Regions from separate parts of the Homo sapiens genome. Here region 1 is linked to region 2. A link is an interaction called in ENCODE POLR2A ChIA-PET data of the cell type or tissue named here. Cell type or tissue: MCF 10A. All regions are shown on one strand. Region 1 overlaps RAPGEF1 (Rap guanine nucleotide exchange factor 1). Region 2 overlaps RAPGEF1 (Rap guanine nucleotide exchange factor 1).

The links. Peaks named below come from ENCODE experiments on the same cell type or tissue, not always from the same donor. Only the 100,000 strongest peaks of a DNase experiment are listed, where the experiment ranks them.
Region 1: POLR2A ChIA-PET joins it to region 2 with 41 read pairs; 13 of 35 experiments call an interaction of 5 or more read pairs at or near these places.

Annotation. Positions count from the first base shown.
Region 1 is chr9:131,732,325-131,734,824 of GRCh38, reverse strand. All of the region lies in intron 1 of RAPGEF1 (Rap guanine nucleotide exchange factor 1), which reads left to right. Among named protein-coding and RNA genes, the nearest start is that of RAPGEF1, 6.5 kb to the left of the region's middle. RefSeq lists silencers at 949-1,243, 1,620-1,669. In MCF 10A, no CTCF peak of the experiment used is centred here; DNase peaks (open chromatin) are centred at 354 and 1,004.
Region 2 is chr9:131,607,410-131,609,909 of GRCh38, reverse strand. All of the region lies in intron 12 of RAPGEF1 (Rap guanine nucleotide exchange factor 1), which reads left to right. Among named protein-coding and RNA genes, the nearest start is that of PRRT1B, 63 kb to the right of the region's middle. In MCF 10A, no CTCF peak of the experiment used is centred here; a DNase peak (open chromatin) is centred at 1,249.

The DNA.
Region 1 (2,500 bases), 120 kb before region 2:
TGTAAATCGAAAAGAAATTTATAATGACTGCATTTCATGGTCACATTTTTGTCATGATATATTTTCTCAGAACAGATACTAAGAGTACAGGCCCTATGATGTAGGGCTACTCATTTTTGTGGCCTGAGAAAGAGGTCCTCTTAGATTGGCAGTCATTGTATTTCGATCAATTTTAAACTCGTCAAATTTGTACTTCCTTTTTCCTCCATAGTTAGGAATTTTTGTCGTCAAAGTATACTCAGTCAAGCAATGAGACATTTTGATGGCACCTGCTCTGCCTCCTTTCACTCACCCGTTTTAACACTTACTGAGTGCCTCCTTGTTGGCAAACACCAAGTGATGCCTCGTGGCAGGGAGCCAGCAGGAACCTGTCCCTGGAGGCCACAGTCCAGGGGTAGAATCAGAACGATCTTGAACATCTCTGCAATTTCCTGTGGTTTTCAGAATGCATTTATAGACTACCTCATTTCATTTCATCCTCACAACAGCCCAGGGGGTGAGGGCAGGGCGGAGTATCCCTCTTTTGCCCCTCAGGGCAGCTAAGGCCCAGGGAAATTTGGTTGTTTGCCCAAGGTCATGCCCTGGAGAAGTGGAATGGGGAACCGGCCCCCTTTCTTGCCTTTATAGAGCACTGGTTAGAGCCTCCCTGGTTGCTGGGGACACAGCTTTCCATCTTAATTCTTCAGGCTTCTCAATCTCTTTTCTGATCTTTGAAAAAAAAGATCTACCAATGAAATTAAGGGAGGCTCACTACAGTCTTTAGACTGCGTCTGATACTCGTAATACTAGTCACATTAACAGTGCTGTAGAGAGATAAGAAATAGCACTAATGCCAGCTAAGTGTGTTTTTAGAAAAATCAACCACAGCAACCCCAAATGTTTCCTGGTCTCCAGAGCAGCTGTTGGCAGAGGCGGTTTGAATGGGATTCCTTGTAGCCAAGAGACCTTATAGGAGGTCTGTAGAGATGAGTCATGTGTGAGCTTGCAGAAAAATGTCTCCCAAAGTAGCCCGGATTGGAGATTGCCTTGAGTGCCAGGCTGGGTCTTACCTCAGGCCAGCTGAGCGTGTTCCCCATGGCCAGGATAAGATCACGCTCTGGAAAGAGGAGAGGCCTGACAACCCACCGCCTGCCCCACCCCGCGGCCGCCTCGCCGCCGGGACAGGTGTTCCTCTGACTCGTCACCCGTCTTGCCCCAAAGGCTGTTTTATGAGTAAATAAATAAAACCCACCGTTTGTGAATTATTAAGGGATCTGTCATCCAGCAGGCCAGTCATCTTAGTTTCTGGTCATCTGTTTGAGAACATCTTAGTTGTGTCCTTGGGTGATTCTTACCCTTTCCTGGGGCTTATTTTCCCCATCAGTGCCAGGAAGGAGTGGGACTCAAAAGGAGCGCTCCTCTGTTTGTGTTTTTAAGCTGTAGCCACTGCCCCCGCCAACCCCGCACCACCCCCCCCCCCGCCCCCGCCCCGGCTTTTTTAAATTTTAAGTTCTGGAATACATGTGCTGAACGTTCAGGTTTGTTACATAGGTATACATGTGCCGTGGCGGTTTGCTGCACCTATCAACCCGTCATCTAGGTTTGAAGCCCCGCATGCGTGACTGCAGGCCCTTTTTTATACATAAGAAGGCCATTAGGTAACCACTAATGGGGAAGCCTCTTTGAATGCAGTCCTTCCTGCTTAGCTGTGGCCGAGGCTCCTCCTTGGACCCTCCACCCCAAACACAATGTGAAAACCCACTTCCTCGATGCTCTCACAGCTGCCTCTACCAAAATCAACTTCCTCTGGGCTCTTTGTGCCTTCTCTTCCTCTAACATATAGTAAATTCCATGGAAATGCCCCAGATCAATGCTTGAGTAGAATGATGTTTCACTCATTCAAAATCAAAGCCCCAGTTTCCTTTCTGCAAGTTAAAAAATCAACAAGTGAAATGTTAAACAGATGATTAGCTCCGTGAGGGAGTGTGTCTACCACTGCGGTGCCATTACGGTGCCTTGAACGCAATAGGTGCTCAGTAAATACTTACTAAAAGAATGAGTGAATTTAGTTAATATTATCATAGAATGAATTTTAGTTTCTGGTTCCAAGTCTCAAATTATCTTTAGACGTAGCTTATTGTGGTTTCAAATTGCCAATTAGGATGTTTCTTGGTACATTAGTAGGACCAATATCTGATCAGTGGTGTGCAGTTAGTTGGGGGTTCTGTGTTTTCCTGTAGTCCTCTGAACACTAATGATGAGGTTAGGATCAAATTCCCAGAACACCACTGGGAGAACGCCAGGACACCGTGAAGGCTGAGCCGCCACTCGGTTCTGATGCCGCATCCATTGGTCAGTGCACGTTCTTTGAGCTTCCACTTGAGTGCACGTTCTTTGAGCTTCCACTTGAGTGCATGTTCTTTGAGCTTCCACTTGTAGTGACTGCCTGGTTCTTTGGGATGTGCAGGAGCAAAGCGCTCTTAGGTAATGCTCGTTCTGCCCTGTGTTTACAAACCAAGGC
Region 2 (2,500 bases):
AAGAAAGGAAGAAAAAGATCTTTCCTGCTTTCTTGCTAAGGCAACACAGAGCCCATCCCTAATCCTTTTTCCATGCCAGGACTATAATAGAGAGAAGGTGTCACCGAAAACTAGTGCCTTTTCTAAGTATTTTACTTGTGAGAAAAAAAACTGGTGCCTGGCCAGCTTCAGGCAGCTTTGCCTTTTAATGAATTGGCCACACGCTCGCATATGAGGTCATCAGCCTCCAGCATCGTTTCGACTCCGGGGCCCAGTGGCTTTCAGGGGTGTGTTTCCAAAGGAGCTGGTTACTGATTCCACCTTTTCCCTGCCTGTCCTGCCACACTCTGGCCAGTGCACCCCTCTCTCCATCCTGGCTTATGGATCAAGTCTCAGCTCACTGGGCTTTGCATGCCTGGTGTCACAAAGCACTCAGCTAAGGAACTCTGCAGATTTGGTGAGGCTGTACCCTGCAGAGCTGTGGGATTGCATGGTTAGGGCCTGTCTCGTCCAGGATACACCTCAGTATTTCAGAAAACACGAACTGATTGTGATATCAGCCATACCCACGCCACCTCTTGCCAGCTGTGTTATTAGGCACGTGGTCTCCCCTCCCAGCCTCAGTATTTTCATCAGTAATAAGAACAGTAAGGCACTGTGTGTACGTTAATTGAGATGATCCGTGCAACACTTACATCTGCCTAGCAGGAAGCATGAGGTAGGAATAGTTGTTCTCGTCCTCATGAGGCAGTCCCTGCTGTGTTTCGACTGGCTATGTGACCAGGGCTGACATTGGGGGCCAGGCACCCCTCTCCTAACTGGCACCCCTAGATCTTGTGCAGAAGTTTGCAAGTCTCAGACAGGCAGCCCTTCCCGTTCTAAAATCCTCAGCCCAAACAGTCTTATTCTGGCTATAAATAAAAGTTCCTGCTGCACAGAGAGCAGCAGCTCGTCAGAAGCAAACCCGGGCACGAGCCAGATCCTAAAATAAACTCCAGGCTGTGATGAGGCGGCGTTTCTGTGGAATGGCCCGCCCTGCCTTTCTCTCTGCCCCTGTGGGTAAGCGTGATCATAAGGGGCTGGAAGTATTGCTCTGGGGAATCGGTAGAGATGGGGGCCTGTTGTAAATGGTGTGACCATGAGCCCTGATGCAGCTCCTGGCATCTGCAGAGCCCAAGGGGCACAGCAAGGGCTTCATGGTGATCAGAAGGTTTTCCCTGTGTCTCCCTGCCCCGTGAAGGTACCTTTCCAGTTTGGCTCTTGTCCCAGCACGACTGCATAGCTTGAATACCAGAACGTGAGCTCACAGCTGCAGAGGCAGAGGCAGAGCAGGCCAGGCCCCTTTGTCCAAGAGAGGCCGACTCTCCTTGCTTTCTCCTTGCTAGCTGCCCCCTCCTTGGCAGCCCACACCCCTGGTCATTTCCCTGAGCCTCCCTCCCCAGTGTCTGGACCTGAACCCATGCAGTGGGTGAAGTTCGTCTCTTACCCATCCACACTCAAAACTGAGACGCTTCTGTGAGTCAGGTAATATTCTAGACACCTTAATTAATACAGTGCCTAGACTATGTATTAGGTGCCTACTAAAATACGTATCAGCAAATATGTATTAGGCCCCTACTGAATGCCCCAGTACTGTTATTTAGGGCAGTTCCTGGATTGTTGGGAGGGCAGGAGAGGACGGCTGCTGCTGGCCGAGAGGTCGTCCGCACCAGCACCATGCGGAGGACTTGCACGCAGCGCTCTGCGTCTCGCGGAACGTCGCAGAAACCTTATGGGGGAGGGGCTATTGTTTTCATCCCCGTTTTAAAGATGAACAGCTTGAGCTGAGGCTCAAGAACTTCAGTCACTTGTACTAGGGCACACAAGCGGAGATGCCATGAGGGGCAACTGGAGACCTTGCAGTCAGCCGCTGCCCTGTGCCGTCTCCCGGAAGAGGCACCATGCTGTGGGAGTCTGCCCCTCACCTTGTTGAATTAAAACCGGCTAAACACACTATATGATTGGTTAGGAAGACACTTCTCCAACTTGGTACATTTTGTGATGACACAAAAGCCATTTGTGTATGTGTAAATCAGGTGCTCAGTTATTGCAGGGCACGTGGAAGCACAAAGTGACTTTACACGGGGGCGCCGATGAGGCTATTTCAAGACTCCAGAAGGAGTCAGCGCGGAACATGACTCCTTAAACTAGGCAGCAGCAAGGCAAGGTGAGGGGGATCTGTTTAGCAAATCTCGTGGCAGTGTCTGGGCATTGGGAATGAACATCTGGCAGATCTGAGAATTGGGGCTACAAAAGATTGAGCCACTCCCTGAAACAGTCATACAAGGGTTCCCTGAAGGCAGCCCCCCCAGCAGCACGCCGTCCCACCCCTCAGCCAGTGCATCCTGCTTGCTGTCTTCTCTGTGGACTTTCCCAGCCAGTAAGGGAGGCTTGCTGTGTGCAGGCATCCTCCAGAGATCGATGGAAAACCCAGAAAGCCAAGCCCTTCACCCCACTGCCATCCCAGGAAGGCCCAGAGCGA